Linked DNA regions of Homo sapiens: region 1 is linked to region 2. A link is an interaction called in ENCODE POLR2A ChIA-PET data of the cell type or tissue named here. Cell type or tissue: K562. All regions are shown on one strand.

Region 1 (5,000 bases), 200 kb before region 2:
TAGTAGAGACTGAGTTTCACCATGTTGGCCAGGCTGGTCTCGAACTCTTGACCTTATGATCCGCCCACCCCGACCTCCCAAAGTGCTGGGATTATAGGCATGAGCCACCGTGCCCGGCCTGGTTGATATTTTTAGATTTTGACTCAGGTTTTTTTTTTTTTTTTTTTTTTAAGACTGGGTCTTGCTCTGCTTCCCAGGCTGGAGTGCAATCTCTGCTCACTGCAACTTCCACTGTAAAATTCACCCATTTAAGTGGACAGTTAATGCTTTTTAATACATTTACAGCATTTTGCAACCATCACCATAATGAAACTAGTGCATTTTCATGACCCCGAAAAGAAACCTCATACCCGTTAGCAGTTGCTCTCCATTCTTTTTCTCCCCCAGCCCAAGGCAACTGCTAATCTATCTCTATAGCCTATTCTGGCCATTTAATAGAAGGAAAATCATACCATATTGCGGTCTTTTGTGACTGGTTTCTTTCACTTAATATGTTTTTGCAGTTCATCCGTGTTATAGCATTGATCAGTACTGGTGCACTGAATAGCCACATTTCAAGTGCTCAATAGCCACATGTGACTAGTGGCTGCAGTACTGGATATCCTAGCTAGAAACAAAAACCTCCCTAATAAACCAGCATATCATCCTTCAGGAGAAAATGGTAGGCCTTTGTAATGCTTAAGCGTAGCCCAGAAATATATGTGTGTGGGTTTTAACAAAGAAATTCCGTTTACAGGAGCTAACACTTAGAGGTTTAGCACATTTGGAAATAATTGCTATGAAAAAAATTTTTTTTTAGAGGCAGTCTTGCTCTGTCACCCTGGCTGGAGTGGTGGTGCAATCATGGCTCACTGCAACCTTGAACTCCTGGGCTCAAGGGATCCCCTCACCTCAGCCTCCTAAGTAGCCGAGACTATAGACATGCCACCACACTTAGCTAAATTTTTTTTTTTTTTTTTGAGATGGAGTCTGGCTCTGTCGCCCAGGCTGGAGTGTAATGGCACCATCTCGGCTCAGTGCAAGGTCCGCCTCCTGGGTTCACGCCATTCTCCTGCCTCAGCCTCCCGAGTAGCTGGGACTACAGGCACCCGCCACCACGCCCGGCTAATTTTTGTATTTTTGGTAGAGATGGGGTTTCACCATGTTAGCCAGGATGGTCTTGATCTCCTGACCTCGTGATCTGCCCACCTCAGCCTCCCAAAGTGCTGGGATTACAGGCTTGAGCCACCGCGCCCGGCCTTGTTTTTTGTTTTTTGTTTTTAAGCGATAGGGTCTCGCTATGTTGCCCAGGCTGGTCTAGGTCTCATGACCTCAAGTGATCCTCCTGCCTTGGACTCCCAAAGCACTGGGATTACATGCATGAGCCGCTGTACCTGGGCTAATATAAAAACCATTAAGAAAAACTAATGTCATGGTGTCATGTTAATAAATTCACATATATCTCAGTAGAACTGTTTAAAAATATACACATCAAGTTCTGGAGACCTGGTTTTTTTAAAAAAAAAAAACTTATTTATGTTGGCTACATGTTCAAATGATATTTTGAATATATTAGGTTAAATAAAGCATATTACTACATTAATTACATCTGTTTCTTTTTACTTTTTTTTTTTTTTTTTTTTTTTTTGGAGATGGAGTCTCGCTCTGTCGCCCAGGCTGGAGTGCAGTGGCGTAATCTTGGCTCACTGTAAGCTCCGCCTCCCCGGTTCACGTCATTCTCCTGCCTCAGCCTCCCGAGTAGCTGGGACTATAGGCACCTTCCACCATGCCTGGCTAATTTTCTTTTTGTATTTTTAGTAGAGATGGGGTTTCACCTTGTTAGCCAGGGTGGTCTCGATCTCCTGACCTCGTGATCCGCCCACCTCTGCCTCTCAGAGTGCTGGGATTACAGGCGTGAGCCACTGCTCCCAGCTCTTCGTTTTACTTTTTAAAATATGACTATTTGAAAATTAAAATTTTGTGGCTTATATTTCTACTGGACAGTGCTCTTCTAGAAGCAAGCTCTATTAAGCTGTAATGTCACAAAATAATTTGTGTATCAATTTAGTGCTTTTCATTTTGTTTAAAGACAAATAGAGTTTGTTATTTTTCTTTTTTTAAATTCCCTAAACCCTTCTATTCTCTTGGAAATGATGGGTTAATAGAAAAGCCTCTTGGGACTGTTATGCCTAAAATATAAACTGAACTACTTCCAGATTCCATCTTCAACACTTCAAGTGTTGGTCAGGCTAAAATGCCTGTTTCCAGGGTGGCTGAGGGAATGGCTCAACCGAAATATTTATTTCAAAGTCCAGGTTCCAGGCTTAGAAATATGTTAATATCAAAGCCCCTAAATAAATTAATTTCCCAAGGAGAAAATCAAATAACCAGAGTAAATTTATTTTTAAAATTTAAAAAACAACTTTGGGCGGGGCACGGTGGCTCACGTCTGTAATCCCAGCACTTTAGGAGGCTGAGGCAGGCAGATCACCTGAGGTCAGGAGTTCAAGACCAGGCTGGTCAGCATGGCAAAACCCCATCTCTATTAAAAATACAAAATTAGCTGGGCGTGGTGGCATGCACCTGTAATCCCAGCTAATCAGGAGGCTGAGGCAGGAGAATCGTTTGAACCCAGGAGGTGGAGGTTGCAGTGAGCTGAGATTGCGCCATTGCACTCCAGCCTGGGCAACAAGAGTGAAACTCTGTCTCAAACAACAACAACAACAACAAAAACACTTTCATCTGATGATCATTTTTAAGTGATGGCTAGTACTTTTGATAGAGGTTTAAAATATGTCTGTTTACATACTGGTGCTAATAGACTGGAATTCAGTTGTTGGAATTAGAAGACAGAAATAATACACATCTGTGTTGCTTCTAGGCATCATTTGTATAACCCAAACTGGAGGAGTTCTGTGATTCTTTATATGTTATTTTCGATGGTGGTAGGGAGGGGCAGATTAGCTTCCTGAATATGCTGTGTCATGGTGTGTGGAGCCATCTTGGACTGTAGCTTTGTATCTGTCACTGGAAGAAACTGCAGAGAAGTAATTATATTTAAGCAGAAGAATTTTAGCCTGAGGTTTCTTACTGAGTAATTCGTAGTCATTTATAAATAAACAAAAAAGTATACCAAATAGCGGATGGCTTAGGCTTTCTGGTAGGGAGTTAGGTGCCTTTCTAACTCCTTGTCCCTGCAACTGCCCTAATGGAGAGTTCAGAAGCAGGAAAGAGCAAACTTCTTTTTCATTCTGGATAGAGAGGAGATGTCATTAGTATCAAAGTTAAATTGAAAAAAGGCCAGTACACTCAAGCCTGGGCAACAGAGCGAGACCCTGTCTCTTAAAAAAAAACAAAAAAAAGCAAGCCAATTGCAGTGGCTCCCGCCGTAATCCCAGCACTTTGGGGGAGGCTAAGGCTTGAGGATCACTTGAGGCCAGGAGTTTGAGATCAGCCTTGGTCAACATGGCAAAACCCTGTCTCTACTAAAAATACAAAAATTAGCCGGGTGTGGTGGCGTGTGCCTGTAATCCTAGCTACTTGTGGCTGAAGCTTAAGAATCACTTGAACCCAGGAAATGGAGGTTGCAATGAGCCAAGATTGCACTACTGCACTCCAGCCTGGGCGACAGAAAAGGCAAAAACCTCAAACTTCAAATTTGCTTATGGGTTTGGTAAGGCTACATCAGTTGTATGTGACCACTTGGAATTAAAACACACACACACTCACTTGATCTGTGTGCTTTCTTGGCCTGTGCCTTCTGAAACATTTTAGTTTTTTCATACAAGAAATATCAGATTCTATATACCGTGTGACTAAGGGAATGAGAAAATCCCATTGTATTTGACAGTTTAAATTTTCTCATCTTTTTTGTCTCTTAAATAAAGACTGCTGCCACGTTGGAAGGATTTCTTGTTCTTAGGCAGACATGTTACATCTGCTTACTGCTTTCAGGGAGCATGCATGTTTGATGCTTTTTGCTTTGAGTTACTTGAGTACAAGGTTTTCTGAGTGTGAAGGGTCCAGTAAAGCCCACCCAAAAAGAAGTCACATGATTCTTAATAATAGATTAACAAAAACGTAGCCTCTTTCCATTTTTGCTACTGTTATTAGGACAGTAGATCCTAAAACTACCATATTATGGTTGTTTTTTTTTTTTTTTTTTTTTTTGAGACGGAGTCTCGCTCTTTCGCCAGGCTGGAGTGCAGTGATGTGACCCTGGCTCACTGCAACCTCCGCCTCCTGGGTTCAAATGATTCTCGTGCCTCAGCCTCCAGAATAGCTGGGATTACAGACACGCGCCACCACACCAGCTAATTTTTGTATTTTTAGTAGAGACGGGGTTTCACCATGTTGGCCAGGTTGGGCTCGATCTGACCTCCTGATCTGCCTGCCTTGGCCTCCCAAATGCTGGATTACAAGCGTGAGCCACCGCGCCCGGCCCATATTGTATTTTTAATGCCAAAGCTTATAAGTCTTCAAAAAAGTTTTTTTAAATTGTAGTAAAATATACACAGCATAATATTTACCTTTTTATTTTTATTTTTATTGAGACAGAGTTTCGCTCTTGTTGCCCAGGCTGGAGTGCAGTGGCGCGATCTTGGCTCACCGCAAACTCTGCCTCCCGGGTTCAAGCAATTCTCCTGTCTCAGCCTCCTGAGTAGCTGGGAATATAGGTATGTGCCACCACGCCTGGCTAATTTTGTATTTTTAGTAGAGACAGGGTTTCTCCATGTTGGTCAGGCTGATCTCGAGCTCCCGACCTCAGGTGATCCGCCCGCCTCGGCCTCCCAAAGTGCTGGGATTACAGGTGTGAACCACCCATTCCTGGCCTCATTTTAACCATTTTTAAGTGTATAGTTCTGTGCCATTAAGTACATTAATATTGTGTGACCATCACCACTATCCATTATCATTAAACAATAACTCCCATTCCTCCCTCTCTTAGCCTCTGCTGACTACTGTTCTGCTTTCTGTCCTCATGAATTCTTGACAGCTCTAGGTACCCATATATGTGGAAC
Region 2 (5,000 bases):
GGCTGAGGCAGGGAGAATCGCTTGAACCCGGGAGGCGGAGGTTGTAGTGAGCCAAGATCGCGCCACTGCACTCCAGCCTGGGCAAAAAGAGCAAAACTCAGTCTCAAAAAAAAAAAAAAAAAGAAACAAAATGGTCCAGGTACAGTGGCTCACACCTGTAATCCCAGCACTTTGGGAGACCGAGGTGGGTGGGTCACCTGAGGCCAGGAGTTTGAGACCAGCCTGGCCAACGTAGTGAAACCCTGTCTCTACAAAAAATACAAAAAAAAAAAAAAAAACTAGCCAGGCCTGGTGTCCGGTGCCAGTAATCACAGCTACTCAGGAGGCTGAGGCAGAAGAATCACTTGAACCTGGGAGGTAGAGGCTGCAGTGAGCTGAGATCGTGCCACTGCACTCCAGCCTGGGCAACAAGAATGAGACTCCATCTCAAAAGAAAAAAAAAAAAGAAACAAAATGATCAGTCAAACCAGAATTGTTTTTGTCAAGGTAGTTTTTTATAGGTGGATAGTTTTCTCTAAAGACAAAAGAGGTTGTGCACGTATTTCTAAATGGTAACAATAATATTTGCAAATAACAGTTTTCCAGTGCTCCAACTTGGGGTTAATTCAGCTTGACCCAGGACTTGGGAATGGAGCCCATCAACATGGCTTTAAATTGGGGAGGCACAATGAGGTCGTGAGAACTTGGGGAGTCCTCTCTGCCTAGGGCCGCTCGTTGATATGTCCTGGGGCGGTGTCACTGTGGGGAGGGTAGCCCTCCTCCTCACCATTGAGAGGCCCTGGGTCCCAGGCTTTAGATGGAAGAGAAGTAAGAGGTTGTTGGGGCTGAGGGCGGAAGCAGGAGGGTGAGGAGGCAGGAACAGAACCCTGCAGGGCCACTGACTCTCAGCCTCTGAACCTCCCCAGTCCCTCTCCCTCCTCCCTGTGCCTCCCCACACAGTCTCTCTCCCCGCAGCTCCCAAACCTTCTCCTTCCTGCCAGCCAGCTGGGGCGGGCAGACCAGGACCACCTTGGTCCAGGTGCCCCCTGATCTAATTTGTACTTTCTAACACTTCCTCCCATTTCCCCACCCCAGCCCGGGCTGGGCACCTCCTGGGAGGAAGAGGGGGAGGTAGGGCAGGGGTGGGGACAGGGAGAGCAGATTCCTAAACAGGAGACAGGAAGAAGCTCTGAGATGTTGGACAGAAAAAGGAGGTTCGGCTGTGACCAAATGAATAAACCTCACTCTGTCCCAGCCCCGCAGGCTGGCGGTGAGGACATGGGGATTGTGGGCCTGGCGTAGGTTTGGTGCTCAGGGAAAGATGGCTGTTACTACTGGAGAGTGGCCTCCCATGACCTCGCCTCACCTCCTCACTTCTCTGTAGGGAAACCAAGGCTCAGAGAGGGCGTGGGCCCAGTCCTGGGTCACACAGCGCTCACAGCCCGCTGGGGTGGCGCCTCCCCTGGGTGGCTCCCTTGGGGTGGGCTCCATTGTGCTCTCCCCAGCAGGAAACCGCTGTGCTCAGCAGCCTGGGCAGTAGGAGAAGAGGAACGAGTTTGGCTACGTGACCGGCAGGCCCTGGAGGCTGAGCCAGGCCCAGCCGGGAAAACAACCTGCTGGAGGCCGCCTGGGCAGGGCCAGGAGGGTGGGCACCAGGGTGGAGACCTCACTGCCCAGAGAGGGGGAAGTGGGCCGAGCTGTGGGCTTCCCCTGGGACAGAGTTGGGAGGAGTCCTTGGGGACCTGTGCCCCGAACCTGCCTGTGAGGGGTAGCTGGGCTCGTTACTTCCCTGATACGCATGGCCCCGGGGAGCAGCAGGTGGGCAGGTGGGCAGCGGGGCCAATGGGCACACACAGCACTGAGGGTGATTTGCACAGAATGCCACCCACTCTTCACCTCTGATTTATGAGGATTCGAGAAGCCAACAGGGCAGGAGGAGGGTTCAGCCTTACCCATGGGCCACTTGGCTCCCAGGGGCCCAGTGCCTGCAGGGGCAAGACCCAGGGGAAAGGGGCAGGGCCTCTGCTGAGCTTCCCCACCATAGGACTTGGAGCATGGGACTTGAGGCCCCTCTCGGGGCCTCAGTTCCCCTCAGCGACTCGTGCAACCGTTGCCTCCCTCACCTCCACACACAGGGCTGACTCAGCGCCTGGACACTGGCTATCAGGGGAAGGCCCCGCAGGCCCACGTACTTCACCGCTTGGCCAGTTTCCGCAGGGCAGGCACTGAATGCCAGAGCCACTAGTCAGGACTGCATCAGGAAGCAAAGGGGAGCTGTTGAAGGATTCAGCACTGGGGCAGGAGGTGATCAGATGAGAGTGCAGGAAGGGGCCAGGCTGGAGGCTAGAGGGAGGTGGGTAGAGTCCAGGTGAAAGGAGGAGGCCACAGCTTGGACCTCAGTGAAATGATAGAAGAGGGGTGACAGAATAAGGTTTAATGGATGCCTGTGAAAGATGGCAGGGGAAAGAAAAAGAAAGAAATTGGAGGCCGGACACAGTGGCTCACACCTGTCATCCCAGCACTTTGGGAGGCCAAGGCACAAGACTCGCTTGAACCCAGGAGGTGGAGGCTGCAGTAAGCCGAGATCGCACCACTGCACTCCAGCCTGGGTGACAAAGCAAGACTCTGTCTCAAAAAATAAAAAAGAAAGGGAAGGGGAGGGGAAGGGAGGGGGAGGGGGTGGTGGCTCCCAGCACGTTGGGAAGCTGAGGCACAAGAATCTCTTGAACCCAGGAGGCAGAGGTTGCGGTGAGCCAAGATCGCACCACTGCACTCCAGCCTGGGTAACAAAGCAAGACTCTGTCAAAGAAAGAAAGAAGGAAAGAAGGAAAGAAAGAAAGGAAGGAGGAAGGAAGGAAGGAAGTAAGTAAGTAAGTAAGTAAGGAAGGAAGGAAGGAAGGGAGGAGGGAGGGAGGGAGGGAGGTTGGAGGTGCAGGCACTGGGGTCAGGCAGCCGGTCCTCTTCCTGATGGCATGGCCCACTGTGTACCTGATGGTGTGTGAAGTCCATCCCTCTTGTCTTTTGAACATAACAAAAGTAAGGTTGGAACTGAGGCAGAACAAAGAAAGCCTCCTGTCTCTCTCTCTGGACACCATAGCACAAAACACCCTGGGCCACAGATGCCCAGAACCCAGAAACAGATGCAAGGAAGCAGGAACGGGGACCTGCTTGCCAGTGCTCTCACATCCTTATTAGGGGAGACCAACTCTGCAGCTGTGACGCATTGCTTCAAGAAATGAAACTCTGGAAGGTGACCAGGAGAGAACACCCTGCCTAGATTACAAGAACCCCCTGAGCCAGAGCCAGTGCAAGCCCAAGCTGAGCCGTCAGCCTCTCCTGCATGCCACAATCCAAGACCCTGCCTCACTTGCCTGCTCTCTGGGAGAGGAAAGGGACCCATAGGATGGACATCTCCTGCCCTACCCAGTGCCCTACCCCAATCTCCTTATCTGTAAAATGGGCCTATAATGGTGCCTGCCTCAGAAGAAGAAGCCAAGGGCACTGTGTACAAGGGTGTGTGGCACATATGATGTGCCTGGTACACTGTGAGTGGCACATATGATGTACCTGGTACACTGTGCATGGCGCATACGAAGTGCCTGGTACACAGTTTGGTCTCACCCAGGCCCTGAGAGTCAAATACATGCTGCCCATCATACAGAAGAGGAAAACTGAGGCTCAGAGAAGTTAAAGGAACTGGCTCATGATCTCCCTACAATTCTAACTGTGCAACTCCTAGGCCTGGGTTCCCTTGGCTGGCAATGTGGAGGGAAATGGGTGTGGGTAGGTGGGTGCAGGCTCCACATGCTCTTCACTTGGCAAGAGGGAGAGGGGACCTACCCCCTTCCTCCATCTGTCCTGGCCTCTCTTCCACCTCCCAACCCCACCAAAGGCAGGTCCTGCAAGGAAGCATCCCTTTCTGACTCCAGAACTCCTCCGTGGGCTGCAATGACTCTCTTGGGTCTAACCTGAGTCCTTCCTACTTTGGGTACAGACTGCTTCCTCTCCACCTGCCTGCTGGGCTGGCAGATGGCAGCCACCTCTATCAAGACCCCCAACGCTTCAGTGATGTGGAAAAGAGGGGTCACCAACCCCTCTTGCAGGGCATCATCCTTTCTGGGCCAGGGGTGCCCTAAATCTCTGCCAGCCTCCCCTGCAAAAGGAACTGCAGCTCCTCACACTCCAGGGCTGCTGTGGGCACGTGAGGGAAATCAGGCAGAGAGGAAATCAGACATCGGGTTCTAAGCAAAGACCTGCAGTCGTCCTCTTCTGGTCACCCCTTCAGTCTCGTGCCCTGTCCCAGCGGAGCCAGAACCTTGAATGCCAACTGGGCCAGGCAGGAACAGCCAGCCTCTCCTGGCACACCTGGCCAGGTGAGCAGGTGATGAAGCCAAGAGCCAGCTCATCACTTGGGTGTAAACAACTGCCCAGTGGGAGGTTGGCAGCCACCTCCTCTGCTCTATCCCCAGTCCCTGCCCCGTGAGCCCCGCCTACCCAGAGAAAGAGGGTGTCCCAACTTGTTGGAGGAGTTTCCATCCCACATCGGTGCCTGGTGCCTGTACTGGGTGTGTGTGGGGGACTCTGATGGGGGCCCACAACGGATCTTTGTCCTCCAGACCTGCGCCCCTCACTGTCCGGGAGGTGCCCAGCTCTTTGGAATGCCAAGGCCCCTGTCTCACCCACCCACCCCAGATGGCTTTGCCATTCCCTCCCAGGGCCCTCGCCAGCACAACAGAGCAAGGGCCGTCTGGGAACTAGGTCGTGCCTTAAGCGGAGGGAGCTTGGCTCTCTCTACCCACCAGCTGAGAGCTGTGTCCCTTGGAAGAAGGCGTGCAGTTCCAGGTTTCCAGAAGGAGGACGAAAACAGACCTCCACTGAGCACTTGGCCCCGATGCCCTGCATTTGACAGATGTTGCCTGGAAGACAGATACTGCCACCCTCACTTTAAAGATGGAGAAACTGAGGCAAGACCACCAATTCCATGAAGGCTGGGACCTTCTCTGCCTTGTTTGCTCCCGGCA

The links. Peaks named below come from ENCODE experiments on the same cell type or tissue, not always from the same donor. Only the 100,000 strongest peaks of a DNase experiment are listed, where the experiment ranks them.
Region 1: POLR2A ChIA-PET joins it to region 2 with 6 read pairs; 2 of 35 experiments call an interaction of 5 or more read pairs at or near these places.

The regions. Positions count from the first base shown.
Region 1 is chr1:15,890,411-15,895,410 of GRCh38, forward strand. The region is part of intron 3 of SPEN (spen family transcriptional repressor); the gene reads left to right. Among named protein-coding and RNA genes, the nearest start is that of SPEN-AS1, 45 kb to the left of the region's middle. RefSeq lists enhancers at 2,888-3,032, 2,962-3,021 and a cis regulatory region at 2,955-2,965. In K562, no CTCF peak of the experiment used is centred here; a DNase peak (open chromatin) is centred at 2,961.
Region 2 is chr1:16,087,040-16,092,039 of GRCh38, forward strand. No RefSeq gene overlaps it. Among named protein-coding and RNA genes, the nearest start is that of FAM131C, 16 kb to the left of the region's middle. In K562, no CTCF peak of the experiment used is centred here; a DNase peak (open chromatin) is centred at 2,167.